Linked DNA regions of Homo sapiens: region 2 is linked to region 1. The links are chromatin loops, found by intact Hi-C in ENCODE. Cell type or tissue: endothelial cell of umbilical vein. All regions are shown on one strand.

Region 1 (8,000 bases):
AGCAGCTCCACTGAATTCAAGTCAGAGGATATTTGTTTGAATTGGAGACTGGGTGTTGGTAAATGGGTGACAGTGACAAGTGGGTGATTGGGGACACGTCCTTGAGGCTCATGCCTTAGAGGAAATGCCTTGTTTACCCTATGAGGTCTCTAGATGCACGGAGGCTACTGCATTCCCAGGGGGTCAGCCTTGTCTCAGAAGTACTGAGAATATTATTATTATCATTATTATTATTATTTTCTTTTGAGATGGAGTCTCGCTCTGTCACCCAGGCTGGAGTGCAATGGCATGATCTCGGCTCACTGCAACTTCTGCCTCCTGGGTTCAAGTGATTCTCCTACCTCGGCCTCTCGAGTAGCTGGAACTGCAAGCATCTACCACCACACCTGGCTAATTTTTGTATTTTTAGTAGAGGCGGGGTTTCATCATATTGGCCAGGCTGGTCCTGAACTCCTGACCTTGTGAGCCACTCGCCTCGGCCTCCCAAATTGCTGGGATTACAGGCGTGAGCCACCGCACCCGGCCGAGAATATTTTTAAATGTTCATCTCAAGTTAGCATCACTGAAGCTATAGCTTCCTCTCTTTAGTTTGTTCTTGTACCCAGTGATTCACCCAGAATTGTTTGGGTTTTCCATATAAGAAAATGTGATTCGCTTGGTGTCAGTAAGGAAGGGATTCTCTGACTCATAGAAGCAGGGGTGTCACCCCAAACAGCACCATGAGGAGGATAGCCTGAGTCCGATCCCTCTGGGTTGGGGCTGCCATCAGGATCTGTACATTCTCATGACCTGTGTGCTTAAACTTGGGCCCTTGAGGTTCCTGTCCTTTCCACATCTAAGCCAGCAGTAGACTCAAACCGAAGGTCCGTTAATGTCCTCATCAGTCGTGAGCAGCTCTGTGTGGACCATCTGCCTGTCCAGTACTGAACCAGTTCCTGTGACTGGGGCTCATTGCCTTGGCCTAGGCCACATGTTGACCCAGAGTACACAGGCCAGGATGGGAAAGGGTCACCTGCCCATGCAGAGTCACAGGTCCTGGCCATGAGCACAGGAGTTGGATGTAGGACAACCACCATAAATGTCCCTTGCCCAAGTTGTCATGAAATTTCAAAACTTCAGCCAGTGTTCCCTGCTTGACACTCAGACCTGAAGGCCTCCTGCAAGTGCCAGCCACTGTCGTGAGCTCAGGTGTCTGAGAGCACGCTTGGTTCCCACGCTGCGGTCCGGTTGGACGTGGTAGATGTGAGACCAGTGCCTGAAAGAATGCCGCTGTAGGGAAACATGAAGACACACACACTCAGCCACACTGTATTTAATGGGCCGGGATTTGTGTAAGTGATCTCCATGGAGACGCAGGTGGTGAGCCTGAGATGCTACACTTTAGAGCAGGAGTCATCCACTCCCAGATGGCAGCCTGGTACCAGTCTGTGGCCTGTTAGGAACCGGGCCACACAGCAAGAGGTGAGCGGCGAGTGAGTGAGCATTACTGCCTGAGCGCTGCCTCCCGTCAGATCAGCGGAGGCATTAGATTCTCACAGAAGTGCGAACCCTATTGAGAACGGCACATGCAAGGGATCTAGGACGCACACTCCTTATGAGAATCTAGTGCCCGATGATCTAAGGTGGAACAGTTTCACCCTGAAAACCATCCCTCCTCCCTATCCGTGGAAAAATTGTCTTCCAGGAAACTGGTCCCTGGTGCCAAAAAGGTTGGGGGCCGCTGTCGTAGATCCTTTGACGAGCGTCCCCAAGGAGACCTCAGACACAGGTTCCTGCCTTGCAGGGTCCTGACCCCGACCCTCCCGTTGCTCACAGTGTGTGTGCATGTCCGTTGAGCAGCTTCCCACCCTGATTGCAGCTGTTCCTTTTTAAACAGAACCTGCAGAAGTGGATACACCAAGAACATGGATGCATTGCATGTCACATGTATACATTGTCTGTTTCTCCACATATACACCATAACAGAAATGACACAGAAGAGCACCTCCTCGGTTTGCCAACTAGCTTTTGTATAGCAGCAAATTCAAAGTCAACTAGTGATGAGGAAAGACTGGAAGCAGCTAATAATAAGCATTCTTATGTAACTGATTTGCAAGAATGTAGTACAGTCGTCATTTGGGAATTGACTGGGTATAAAGAGTTTTCCAGTAAAAGCGCTGGAAGAACCAGAGCCTGCAGAAGCAGGCCTATCGCCCTGTGCCATGTTTTTTGCCACACTGTCTGCCCATGTTGGGAGTGTGAGGCTTATACCCAGGGCTGCTTCCTGGGTGATCTTGGGGGATTTTCATTTTTCTGGTACAGGACTGGAGAGTTTATGAGATACACCATGACGGTACAGCATTTAATTTAGTATCACCACTTCGGGAGAATGTGTATCTTAATTGCTAAAATCTCTAACTTTGTATAAATTCAAATTGAACATAATCCAGACTATATAGCAATCTTTAATGAATTCCATCATCAACATTACCACATAAAGGAAGTTAAGTTGGGCGTATAAAATCGTAATTCAGTAAATTTTTCTTTAGTTAGTAAGCAGATTAGTATTCATTGCTAAGATGCATTTTATCAACGGTTTTGGTAGCGTTAGTTAAAAAATGTAAGAATAATGCTATAGAACATGAACATAACATTTTTAGAGAAGTATATTTATCAAACTTTTTAGTTGCACAGTTTCTAAGGGCTGCTTACTGATTAAAAACATTTTTACTTATAAAAATGTCAGCCTGTTTTATTTAAGATAAGACATTGAGCTTTCAAGTTGGCAAATTGATGGGCAGAACGTATATATCCTGTTTGTACATGTTTGAGTTTAAGATGCAGTAGGTTAGGGGGAAAATGTTTTAAAACCATACAGAATTTAGGAAACAGACCTTTTAACTAATAACTGTTACTGAGAGATGATAAAAAAAAATATGAACTAGTTCACAATGAATTATATTTTGTATGCATGATTGTCTGTGATTATTAATTGATGTGTACTTCCTCTTTGTCAAAAGTTATAATGTATCCGTCTACCATGAAAGGTCCCTAGAACATGAAAGGTGGTTTCTCTACATGCCTGTGAAATTGATGAGCAGGGAGAGGCTTACTCATATTTTAATGCCAGCAGTAACAGTGCTCACACCCAGAGATCAGGGGCATCAAAGTTGGTGGTAGCAAGGAGTATTTGCCACTGTAATTGACAAATAATACCCCTCATAAATACTGCCAGTCTTTTCAATTAGTTTTCATCTAAAATTCTGGCTACAAAATGATGGCCTGTCAACTGACAATGAATGGCAAAAATTAATAAATTGTCTTCTAAATAGAATGGACACTTAAGAAAAATTGGGCAGCCAATTTAGCACAGCATGAAGCAAGGGGAACCCTTTGTACTGGTGCCGGGCACTAATGTTGTCTCGATCTTTATTAATGGTGCTCGGCGGCTGCTGACAGTTTTGTTGCTACTGGCAACTTTCTTCATTAAAATTAAAGCCAGCATCAAATTCCATTAGCCGTACTCTGGGCACCTTGCATTTTTTTTTTAATACATATTGTTTCTTTTGTTAACTCCCTCTCCACCCATAAGAAGTTGTCAGAGAAGTTAAATGGAAGGAATTGTTTGCTAAGGCCAGAGAACCATTCACTGTTGTTGTGGGGAAATGGCCATTACTGGCCCGGTGAGAACCCCCATCCTGAAATCTGCAACTCTCCCCCCACAACCTCCCCCCCCCCCCCCGCCTTTTGTTCCATCCCCTTTCAAAATGGGAGCATATTACCTCTAAAAACGACACACTATTTTGGATCTGCAGCTTTCAGATAGGAACGACTAATTGGTATGAGGCCTTCTAGTTTCTTATTTTTTCTGAGCAGTTTTTTTTTTTTTTAAAGTTCCTGCTTCCCTTTTCTAACTGTATTTCCATAGCTGACTATACCTTAACACAATAGTAACTCAATGCTCAGAGAGACTCGCATTTGTCCGGAAGGCCTTAGAGTTATTTTCCCGAAGGCATTACTTTTATCTGTAGAACAAATTTCAACCTTTGAAGGAAAAAATCGAGCTTTGCTGAATAAGTTCTGAACTATTGTCTGAAAAGCCGTTGCCTGCCCTTCACAGCACTGTGTACAGTTCAAAAGGCTCTGAAATGCCTCCGCCCTGGAGCTGCTCCTCTTTCGCCAGCAAGAGGCAACAAACAGCTCTGATTCTAGGACAACTCAGTTCTTGGCTGTGCGCAGCGCCTTCCACCAGCAAGCAGAGGTTGTATGGCCACTGCGAATGTCTCTTGTAAAGGAACTAGGCTGGGATCACCATCCCCATGGGTTACCTTCCCCTCCCAGCCCAGTCTCATAATTGCTTTCTTCTGTCCTCAGTAATGCTAAGTTTAGGGGCTAAACCTTCATCTCAGTTTGTTTTCTTCTTCTCCTCCTCCTCCTCCTTTTAACTTGTATCTTACACTGAAAGAAACACAAATACTCATTAAAACAGTGAAAAGATAGTTGTCAAGCAACAAAGGAAAGGGCATACCAGAAAACATACACTGAGAAATAAAAAATATAACTTTATCTCTGAGCATCCTAGCACTCAAGGCAAAAAGGAAGATAATAATGCTGAGCTCTGCTGGAAGTCATTACGTAAGTGCGTTCGGTATTTCCTTTAACTGTTCTAACTTGAAACCATAATTATAATTACCTTTTTTTTTTGCCTCAAGGAGATGGCTTATGGATTGAATATGAGGATTACCTTTTTCTAACTGCGCAGCTTTCTAGTCACCACTGTCTCCCCATACCTTCCAGTCTCACATCACAGATACGTATTTTATTAATGGTATCTAGGATAGTGTTAACAGGAGTCTAACAAATCCAGTATTGTCCTTGTGAATCTTATTCTCATTTGTGGAATTTCTCAAAAATACAGCAACTGACTGAGATTCCAAACAGCTCACAATTAAAGACAGTACAATGTTTTGCTTTACAGAGAAGTGGCAGTAGTACAGATTCTGTTTTTTTGTAATAAATGTTTCTGACATTTTAATAGTGAAGTAAATTAATCAAATAATTGCAGGAAGATTCTGCTATTCAGCCGTTCTTTTTTGAGTAATCTTAAATAATTAAAGGAAGAACAACATGCCAAATGATGGTTCAATTAGCATGTATAAAAATAAATATTTACCAAGACTGCATTATTTGCCAAAACGGAGATGTGCAATTATTTAATATTGTTGATGGGGCCCATAAAACAAATAGTACCAAATCTCTCCCTGTGTACGGCCGTCAGCCTCCAAGGGCTGTTCTCCCACTGCAGACACCCCTCCTCTTACCACCACAATATCTGAACCAGGCAAGGAGACAATTGTTACTTGATGACTGAGCCCACTAATATGTTACAGGAAATGGGGCATGAAATGCAATACTTTATATATAGTATGTACTGTGTGAGTCTTCCATTGAAACAAGGCCATTTTTAGCTTGCTGATACAATATTTGCAGTGGTTCATCATTCGATTGTCCTGATTAACAATCAACTTCTATAGGGGACCATTTGAGTAGTTTTTTTAAATGTGATGAATCAGAGGATTTGTTCAACATCACTTCATCCTCTTCTTTAAATGGTAATTGGCACTTGGGAACTTGGGAGTGAAATAAGGTGTGGTCTGTTCTATGTGGTCATTTCCAGAAGTGCCGTTTTGACCACTGCTGTGCCTTTCATCCAGATTTTTGCAACTGGTAAAGGTGTCACAGGCACCATTGAAATCTACTCCCTCATCAGGGAACACACTCTTGTTGATAGCAACAGCATGCAATCTCTGTTACAGCCTCTAAGTTGGAACAGAGAAGGCTTTCGTAGAGGACATTTGGTGGAAATGAAACACATCCAAGCTGTCCCACGTTAACTGTCACCTCTGTCACCCACATGCACTACCTATGTTTAGCAGGGCAGCCTCTGCCTGTGATTTGCAGGGAGCGCATGCTGACAGCTCTCTTCCCTCTCCTTAGTTCCAGGAAGGTCCAGGCAGTTGAACTGACTGCTTGTCTGTAGAAAGACCCACTGTGTCCCTGGGGGACTGGTAGGTACCCTGATTCCTGCTTATCAGGGGATTGATTCTGGGCATGACCCTTCACCTTCTCTGTGCATATCTGTATCTTACCTCCATCTGGTCACTAGTTCCAGTAACTTGGCATTTCCTTAAATGAAACATTAACATCTGTAGAAAAGATCTCTCTGACATGTTAGATGTAACATGAGTTAAAAAGTCCCATTTGGGAGGAAGAGAACCATTGGGGACCCTGCCCCGTGGGGTTCCTGAGTGTCCTGGGCACCTTTGCTTGAGCTCATTCTTTTCGTCAGAGATCAAAACCAGGAGTGCCTCCTTCAGCTTGTACTACCGGATGGCTTAGCACCTGGCGAGTGAGTGTCTCAGAAAGGAAACTGCAGGAGTGCATTAGACCACTCAGGGGCCCTGCTGTCCTGGGTGTTCATCCATGGCTCCATTCATCCATGGCTCCGTGCACGTGCAGCCCGGGACCATGACTCTGATTCGATGCACTTTGTTTTCCAGAAGCACAGTTTGTCTTCTAACTTCTAATCAGTTCGGGATGGTATTCAAATTTCCAAGAAATTAAATTATTTGTAGTAAGGAGTTATTGCCAGTAGCAGTGGTAGCGGTCCTTGTCATCGTCATCAAAGTGGCGGTGGTAGTAATAGCAGTATAAGGAAATATTTGTGCTGCTCGTAATGAAACGTGCACATGGAATGTTTCTGGAGATCAGGGCCAGATGTAGGGTGCATTTTCCATGCCCGTTCTCATCCGTAGCAGAGACTGCGTGGAGTGCTGTGTTGAGAAGGCTTCGGAGGCTCAGGTGTTGCAGATGCCATCTGCCATCACCATGGGGTAGGGCAGTGCAAACTGCAAACTGTCCCAGGTACCTTTTAGCCATTCTTGGTTTAAGTCTTTAAGACTAAAATTGACACATGGCTGTTTGTCTGCATAAACCTTTTTCTTTCTTTAATCAGGAGGAAAGTGAGTAATCCTTTTCATTTCTCCAGTAGAACCTCTAGTCCATGTCTGAATTGCCTTCACAGACCATATGCACCTTTGAACTTCCGTAATAGATGTCAGGATCCTGAGGGCAGCCCTGGGTTGTTCTTTATGCCTCTTCACATCCAGGGTGGTGCTGTCCACTCACCGTGCGTGCATTGAGACTGTTTGGGTTGCTTTGCTCTCTGGTGAGATCTCTGTGTGCATGCTTTTTCTAATCTCCTCTGCTCTGTGTAGGGCAGGGCATATGTATGTAGTTATCATAATGGGATTTGGAGCCCACAGACAATGTGGCTTCCCCTTTACTGCTCACTGGTTATATTACCTTGCCCAATTACTTAACCTCCATGAAACTTTTTACCATTCATGAGATTTGTTAGAATCATTCAGTAATTCATTCATCAAATACTTTTTGAACATTTGATATTTGCCAGGTTATGGGCAAGACGGGAGTGGTCCCTACTGTCCATAAGCTCATGATGTAGCAACTAAGGAGCCAGATGGCAGGGGCATCCCACGTGGTCTGGGAAGCCCTGTCAAATGGAAACACAGTGCCAACCACAATGTGATTTCCATTTTGCAGGGGCAGGTACATGAGAAAAAGTAAGAAGAAATAAGTGAATCTGAAGTTTATTTTAATATGCTTTATTTAACCTAGTATATCCAGTGTTTGATCATTTTAGCATATAATCAATACAAGAAGTTACCTTGCGCCCTACAGAACCTTCAAAATCTGGTGTGTAGTTCACCTATATAGCACCTCTCGGCTGGGACTGGCCTCCCGTCGAGTCCTCAGTTGGCACATGTGGCTGAGGGTGGCCCTGTGGGATGGTACAGGTACAGCCTCCTCTTTGAGCTAGGGATGATTTCAGCTGACCAGGGGACAGACGCTGGCTGGGGTTAGGGAGGCAGTGTGAGGTGGGCCTCCTGGGCCCGAGGTCATCGAAGGCCCCGGTGGGGAGAGCACATGGCTAACTACGG
Region 2 (8,000 bases), 310 kb after region 1:
ACTCGAAAGGCTGAGGCTGGCGAAGCCCCGGCTTCTCTCGCGCTTCGGGCTGCTGGCTTGGTGGCACCACGCTCACACTCGCTGGCCCGCTGAACGCCCCTGGGCCTGTCCGCCGCAGTATCTGGCGGCGCGCTTCGGGGTCCGGCAGCGAGCGGACAGGGCTCTGAGCGCAGGGCCGGGGTTGGGACAGGAGTGGGCTTGGGGACCAGGCACGCCCCACCGAGATGGGGAGGCGCGCAGCTCCCCGTCCCTTGCAGACCGACTCCCAGCTCCCCTGCGTAGCCTCTCCCGTTTTCCCCCTTTGTGGTGCGGACTACCGGGGCGTCCTTGGGGTGGGGCGGTGCCCGGGTCCCGCCCCCTCGACCCCGCCCGGAGGGGGAGGTGCCGGGGCCGGGGGCGCTCCAGCCAGCCTCCGCCTCCGACTGAGGGCTGCCGGGAAGCCGGCTGGGCTCGCTGGGTTTTTGCTCCTGTCGCCAGATAACGCCCGGAGCCTGATTTATGGACCCTCCACTCTGCCGGCAGGCGAGCACCGCTTCTTTTCGGGCCGGAGATATTTGTAAAGGAAAGACGTTTCCTCCCTGGCTGTAGTCGATTTGGAGCATCAGGAGTTTGTGCAAAGCCACCAATACCCGCACTCGCTTGCCTCCTCCGGGCACCCACCTCCTCCTCTGGCCGAAGTTTGCCGGCCTACTAGGTATCGATTAGGCTGTGCAAAAGGGGGAGATAGATTTCTAAGGTGAGAATTAGGTTTTCTTAAATTCGTAATCCTATCGGCCCTCTTGCCCTCCTATTTTAAACCTGGCAAAGTGCTGGGTGGCTCAAGTCCAGGATGCCTAAGGAGACCTGTTTCAGGGGACGTTTCTCCAGTACTGGTCCCAGACCAGTTGCCCGGCCACACCCTGGCAGTGCCCGGGACGGTCAAATTCTGGACACACTTATGAGGCCCAGGGATTGGTCTTTTTCCCCCCCTCTCTCCTTTTTATTATTCACAAGACTGAAATTGTTTAAATGTCATAACTTATAAGAAAATAAGCTACATTGAAATAAATTAACACAACGGAGACGTGCTTCACATGGCTCAGATAGGATAGGCAACCCCAGGGGAAACCAAAGCCAGGCAAAAGCAAAGCAAAGCAAAGCGAATTTCCAGGCTGCCTAACAATGTCTGCTTTTCAGTCAACTCAAAAAGCCAGAACGCAAACCAAAATCAGTTTAAACCCCAGTGCTTGTTCTTGGGTTTCACGTTTACCTTTGGAAAAGTATGGAAAGGTGGCTGCTAACCGCGCAGATTACAGCAGAGGTTTTGTTTTCTTCTGGAATGAGTGGAGAAATTACTGGGTAATTAAGTCCTATAACTTTCAAAATACTGCAGCTGAGATCCAGTCTATAGAGATATTTATGTACAAAGTAGGATAGTATAATAAATATTTAGCGTGTCTTCTGGTGTGGCTGTAAGCCCCTTCAAAAGCAGTCTTTTAAGCCCATTTAGTGAATATATTCTCAATTTGCTTGGGATGGCCACAGCTGGGCTGTGACTTTGTTGCTTCAAACACAGTGGAGTCCACCATGGGTTCCCTCGGGTGCGGGGGCTTCTCCAGGTGGGTGCCAGGCCCTGGCCCTTCTGGACCCTCAGGGCCGGGCCTGTTCTAGCTGCTGATGCTGACTTCTGATAGCGAACCTGCTGACGTGGACAGGGATGGGGACGACGATCTTAGGGTTCCGGGAGGGCTCCCCTGTCTTGGAATTGGCATTGCCTGCCTTCACCCGTTTCCACTTGGCCCGTCGGTTCTGGAACCAGATTTTCACCTGCACCTCGCTGAGTTTGAGGGCGTGGGCGATCTGCGAGCGCTCGGTCAAGGAGAGGTACTTTTTGCAGTGGAACTCCTTCTCTAGCTCCAGCAGCTGCTCGCTGGTGAAGGCAGTCCGCCGCCGCCGGTTCTTGCCCGTAGACGTGGTGCTGCCCGCGGCGCCGCTGCTCGGCGGGGTCTCCTCCAGCGCGTGGCCCGGGTCTTCCTCCTTGTGAGCTGCCTGGCCAGTCAGATTGTCATCCGAGCTGTAGTCCACATCGCTCTCCAGCGAGAAGCTCTCCTCCTTGCCCTTCGGGTCGTCTTCCACCTTTGACTCGTCTTTCCCTTGCCCTCGGACAGCCCCGACTGAAAGCAAAACCAAACGGCATTTTATTACATTTCGCACACTGGCCTTCCTTTCTCCTTCCCACCGTCATTTGGACATTCCGCGCCCCCCGCCCCCCACCCTTTAGCGGATTGTCTTTCTATGACATTAACACATTGTGATTTCCTGGCCTTTGAGGGGTAGAGGAGGGGTGGGGGGAGCGTGAGAAAGCTCAAAGGAGAGGAGGCAGTACAGGCGACGGCCCTTTGCCCAGAACCATCACTCAAAGGGCCGCCATGCCTCCCCCGCACCCTCCCAGCCTCGGCAGCGTCAGGAGAAGTAGCAGGAGGCGCGAGGCCCAAGAGATTGCCCGCTTTGTCCCTGGGGTGGGGACTGGTTGAGGACTGATGGGGGGATTCACGATTCATCCTCCCCCCACCGCCACCATGAAAATGTAGTGAACCTCAATTGCTTCCTAACCGGAGTGGAGGCGTAGGGACGTGCAGATCCCAGACCATCTTTTTTGAGACAGACAACGTTGGTCAAAGGGATGTTTTGTGGCCTTATAAGTTCCCACCAGACACCCCCAACACAAACACACAGGCACAGCCTCCCAGCAGTCCGTTTCTCCCAGACAAGTAGCAAGACCAGCGAAGGGGTTTAAAAAGTCTGGGCGCCCCTGGGCACACGCACGGCTGAGACGCGCAGCCCAACCCGTCTCCCCTAGAGGCTGCAACCTACCCGGAACCCCAGGTCACCGCGGAGCGGCAGAGGCGGCCTCGGCCAAACGCATCGTCAGATAGATATGTGGCCCAGGGCAGCAGCTGGTCGCCGGGCGCTAAACGCCCCCCCTCCCGAGACCCCGCTTGTTGGGTGGCTCTGAATGTCCCCCGGAGGCCCAGCGGCACAGCCGGGCCTCATCCTCCAGCTCCTCCCGCGGGGGTCGAGCGGGGGCGCGGCCTCGCCCCCTTGGTCTCCCGCGGGAACCCGGCGCTGGCCCGCCCCCGCCTCCTCCCGCCCCCTCGTCCCGGCTGCGCGCGCCGCCGACTCACCGAGCGAAGCCTGCACCGTCTCGGCCGCGGAGAAGGCGAGCAGCGAGCCCTCTTTGGCCAGGAAGCCTTTGCCGTCCTCCGCGTCAGCCTGCAGCGCCTCCGCCTTGTCGAAGTTACCGCCGCCGGGCAGCGGCTGCGGCGCGAACTTGCGGGCCGCTGCCGCCTCCTGGTGCTGGGGCGACGCGGAGAAGCCGCCGGGGAGCGTGGCCATGAGCGTAGAGGTGAGCGCCATGCCCTGCGCCAGGCTGGAGCAGAAGCCTGTGGGCAGGCTGGGGATCTGGTGGTGAGGGTGTGCGGGCGGCAGCGCTGGCTGCAGCGCGGCCTGGGGCAGCGCGGGCGGCGGCGGCGGCGGCGGCGGCAGCACTACCGGCCGGTAGGGCATGAACATGGGGTAGCCGGTGTAGACGAAATGGCCGGGGCTGGGCTGCGGCGGGCTGCCGATCAGCGAGTCTATGCTGAAGGCGGTGCTACTCCCCAGCGGGCGCTGCATCATCATCAGCGACGGCGGGAACGCTGCGCTCATAGACGCGCTCGGTAGAGGCCAGCGAGAGGCGAAAAGTCCCCGCGCCGCGCCGCCGCCGGGAAGCCCGCCGGACGCCGGGAGCACCGCCGGGAGCGCCGGGCAGGGGCCGAGCGGGACCCGGAGAGCAGACGCCTCCGCCCCTCAGTCCTGGGCCCGCTGCATGCCGGGCGGGTGCAGGGGGTGTGCGGGGTGAGGCCGTGCGCCCCGGAGTGGAGAGGGCGCCCGGGCCCCGAGGGCTCGCCGGAGCCCCCGTCCGCCGCTTGCCCGTCGGAGCCCGCGCGCTTCGCGGGTTTGGCCCTCGGCCCCGGTAAGCTGCCGTCCGTCCGTCCGTCCCGCCGTCCGTCGCCTCCCGCGGGCCGCTGGGGAGCGCGCGAAGCCGGCGTACTTATCTCCGGCGGGCGCAGCCAGCACCTTTAAATCGCGCTCCTCTTTCTCATTCACATTTTGCCTGCCGCCTGGCCCGGCTCGCCTCACGTGGGGCTGGGCGCCTCTGGCCATTGGCTGAGCGGGGCGGGGGTGGGGCGAAAGCGGGGCCCCGCCCTTTCCACCCAAGCTGGCCTCGAGCGGGCTGCGGGCGCCACCGTCGGAGCGCGCGGGCCGGGGAGCCGGAGCCTGCATGCCTAGCCCGTGCCGCGCAAACTTGAGACGGGCGGATGGCACCTCCAAGGCTCGGACCTTGGGGCCCTGCAGCCTTGTCGAGGCCACCTCGAAGGGTAGCCTCCGGGGCCCGCACCCCCACGGCTGGGCCGGGGGCGCTTTATTTCTTTTACTGTATTTGCCATGGAACCAACCTGCCTGCGGCTCACTCCAGCGCTGGGTGCTCCGGCTGCGCCTGGGGTCCGGGCGAGGGTCCTGGAGTTGGGGGCAGGGTCCTGCCCCTCCGGAGCCACCCCCGGGGCGAAGGCTGGGAGCTGGCAGCGCCTGCCCGCCGCCAGAAACCCGCCGGGTTGCTCGCTGTAGGTCCGCGCACCGGGTGGGGCGGGGAGGCTGCTGCTTCCCCCATCCCGGGCTGGGCCCTCCCGTGAGCGATCCCGTCTCTCATTTTTCATGACATTCTTAATCATCGCACCTATTTACACACTTTGCCAGCGCGCACCAAAATAACAACCACGATAATTATGATAATAAAGAGAGTCCTTTATCTGCTCCATCCTCGGGGAGGAAGGGGGGAGTTGCTGTGCCTCCAGATTGTATAACGTGAGATTATCCTGATGAAAGCTTTATGATGTTTGCTCAAATAAAAGCTGCGTTTTGTAAATAGGCGCTAATTAAGCACGTTGCGAACGCAAGGAGTGCTCACCCTGGCGCCGCCGCCCGGTTTCCAGCGCGAGGACTCGAGGGCGCGCGGTTCCTCTTTGCTAACTGCAGGATGGAGCCGATCCCCTCAGGATGTTTCCCCTGTTCTCGACAACGGTAAAGACCCCCAAATTTGAAAGTAAGGGAATTTTGGGGTGGAGGGAAACTAGGGACGTACTTATCCCCTCTTCCATTTTCAAACAAAAAACTTTCAGCTCTTGTCTTCCCTTTAAAAATGGAATCACTTCTTGACAACGGCAGACCGTGCAGAGCGCACCAGCGCGAGCGGGGCTTCCTCGAGTCTCCAAGGCCCGGGCTTCAACTTCCCGGGTCTAGACGTCAGCCCTGAACCGCCAACAGCACCGGGTTGGGGAGAAGGAAAGAAGGGCATTGTTAGTTCGGTCATTAAAAATCAGCTCACGCCGAGGAGCTAGTGGTTGGGGAGTTGGCCCGTGTTGGACGTGTGTTATGTATCACTTACAAGCACATTTAATTGGGAGATAAAGATAAATCGATCTTTATGAATTTATCGACCCGATTCTTTGAAGCTCTTTTTTCGCGTTCTTCCTCTTTCTCTCGCTCTAGCCCCAAGGCCCCCCGGGGGACGTCTTAATCCCAGATCAGCTCCTCTGCCAGGAGTCCCGCCGGAGACCCACTGCCCACCCAGCAGACCTGGAGGAAAGAGGGGAGGGTGTGTCCTTGGCGCCCCGGGACGCTGGGAAAACTCGCTGGTCCGCCGCCAGCCCTCTCCTCCTCCTCGCCTCCTCCCTCCCTACCACCACCCGGACAAAGACGTCTCGATCGCGTTTCCCCACTCCAGGCCGCAGTAATAGATCGCTCCGGCAGCAGGCGGTTTGAAAGGAATTCATTAGGACGCTGCCTGGATTGCCTCCCCTGACTTCACGCCCAGACCCCGAGGTGGCTTAGGCAGTGTGAGGGGAAATGAATTCCCTTTGGGATCCATGGAGAAGGAGGTGTCTGTGGGATCTCCAGGCTCTATCCCTCCTTCTTCACTCCCAGAAAAGAAGAAAAAGAAAAAAAAAATCGAAGCCCAGGGCAAAAGGCTGATATCTTTATGAGCATAATAAATACTCCCCCTCATTATGAGATAGTTACAGTGACACAGCCTTGGGTGCCATTACCCTGTTTTTTGAATACTAAGAAACGCTCCATTCCTTCCTTGATTTACGTGGCTACAGCCGGGGCCCTTCCGGCTTGCCACTGACATGCCGGGGGAAGCTGTTATTCATTTTACCTAGGCAGGTTTGCCATGCACTTTGCTATTTCGCCGCAAAAATATTGTTCTAGGGACTTTTGTCGCCTGATTACCCTCTGAGAGGCAGGGATTCCTTTGATTATTTTGGTGATTATTCTACATTTAAAGTTCAGCAAGAAGATTTAGGTCCGTCGAATTATAGCTGCACTTGAAATAATTTGATGGCATGTTATTTGCATCCATAAATTGCCATAGCAAGTATTGACTGCAGGGGTTATAATACTAATCTTTTATTAGTGAGTTCAGATAATTCCCATCAATATGAATTTTATTTACTAGTGCCTTTTTCGCAAATGCAATGCAGTAATACTTTCTCATCTAATGCTTAGCTGCTTAGAAAACGACTGTTCGTGTCATAAAAGGATCCTTGTGTTTCGGCGTGATTAACAAGATGCATTCGGGGCACCTCAGCTACCTGCAAAGCGTTCAGAGCGTGGGGACTGCGGATAATAAAAGCCTTTAGAGTTTTTCCTCGGCTCCTCGGATAGATTTATGGACAGGAGCGATAGATGCATGGCTTATCCATCCTCCGGATTCCTACCTGCTTAGCTCGTAACAGCCTCAAACTGCAGAGTCCTCCGTGACTCAGCTCGGCCCAGTCTACGCGGGAAAATCACCGGGCACAGATGTTTGCAACTTGGTCCCCTCCCCCCTCCAATTAGGAAAAATGAAGGGCGCACCCGAAGGGAGAGCTGGGTCCTCCAACTCCAGTTAACTTCGTGAACTTCCCTCCCCTCTTCCCCCCTAGATGAAGATAGCTCAGCCCCTGGGCACTTCACTCGACAGGTGCTAGGCTAGTGTCAGGTTCAGATGATGCCACTTAAAACCTCAGACATTCCGAAAAAGTGATGGTAATTAAGTTGGCCCCTCGCTTCGGGGTTGTCCCAGGCTGCGCTTGCATGCAGATGTATGAAGGTTGAGGGTGAAATAGAAAACGCACAAGTAAATGAATATTCATGCAGCAAACTTGTGCTGGCCTGCCCAGCCCAGCCCAGCCCAATCCGGAGGAGGAAGCACCGCGAATGGCGCGCTTCGCTGCCGCCGCCAGAGTCGAGGTAACGGGTGGTCGTGGAGAGGGTACGGTGTGGCCACCCGTGGTCTCGGAGGACGCGGGGAATCCTGCGGGCCTCGAGGGTCTGGCGCTCCCGCCAGTCGCCCAGTCCTAGGCGACAGGCTGGTTTCTCGGGCAACCGAGTTGTTTTTATTTACAGGGATTTTGAGAAGCCCGATCGTTTGGTCATTGCCGCAGCTCTTGCTCCTGGCAATAGTTGGGAAATAACTTGGGATGGGTTTTATTTATGGAAGGGCAATTGGGATTCACACCCAGCTAACCCTGAACAGTCCCTCCCGAGCCCAGGACGCACTTACAAAGGGGCGCTTGTGTAAAATTCCCCATCAGACACACTAATTTGCAAGTAGCAGAAAGCATTGAAGCCTCATCTTTTTAAACATTTTATTCAGCTTTTTTTTTTTTTTAATCTGAAAGCCCAAAATAGACTCCATGTGGTTCTAAGTGAAGTCAGCCCTTGGCTGGCTTTGAAATAGCTCCTGCAATTATGTAAAAGAGCCATTCACCAACAGGACGGAATTAAAAGGGATCTCGCCCGCTTCCCTTTCATTGCCAACCTCTCATGTTTGGCTTTTCAAAGCACTTCCAACACGATGTCTTTCTCCAGGACAAAAGGCAGAACAAAAAAAGTCCCCAAACTTGTAAATTGAACGTCAAGGGAACTTTAAACAA

What was found. Peaks named below come from ENCODE experiments on the same cell type or tissue, not always from the same donor. Only the 100,000 strongest peaks of a DNase experiment are listed, where the experiment ranks them.
Region 2: a loop joins it to region 1, with 5 times the contacts of the local background. A loop is called at or near these places in 2 of 110 quality-filtered maps.

The regions. Positions count from the first base shown.
Region 1 is chr2:235,855,687-235,863,686 of GRCh38, forward strand. The region is part of intron 9 of AGAP1 (ArfGAP with GTPase domain, ankyrin repeat and PH domain 1); the gene reads left to right. Among named protein-coding and RNA genes, the nearest start is that of GBX2-AS1, 310 kb to the right of the region's middle. RefSeq lists an enhancer at 1-149. In endothelial cell of umbilical vein, no CTCF peak of the experiment used is centred here; DNase peaks (open chromatin) are centred at 4,075, 4,575 and 5,395; H3K27ac peaks cover 2,901 bases.
Region 2 is chr2:236,164,285-236,172,284 of GRCh38, forward strand. GBX2 (gastrulation brain homeobox 2) reads right to left here and starts at 4,102. Exons shown (of 2, transcript NM_001485.4): 1 at 3,165-4,102; 2 at 952-2,153. The coding sequence starts at 3,687. The coding sequence ends at 1,630. GBX2-AS1 (GBX2 and ASB18 antisense RNA 1) reads left to right here and starts at 3,158. Exons shown (of 2, transcript NR_186035.1): 1 at 3,158-3,385. It overlaps LOC124906126 (a long non-coding RNA gene), which reads left to right and starts at 4,742. Exons shown (of 2, transcript XR_007088136.1): 1 at 4,742-5,100; 2 at 5,245-5,512. RefSeq lists enhancers at 1-118, 2,281-3,233. In endothelial cell of umbilical vein, a CTCF peak has its summit at 3,328 (motif pointing left); DNase peaks (open chromatin) are centred at 237, 397, 3,317 and 4,187; H3K4me3 peaks cover 3,458 bases; H3K27ac peaks cover 834 bases; H3K27me3 peaks cover 300 bases.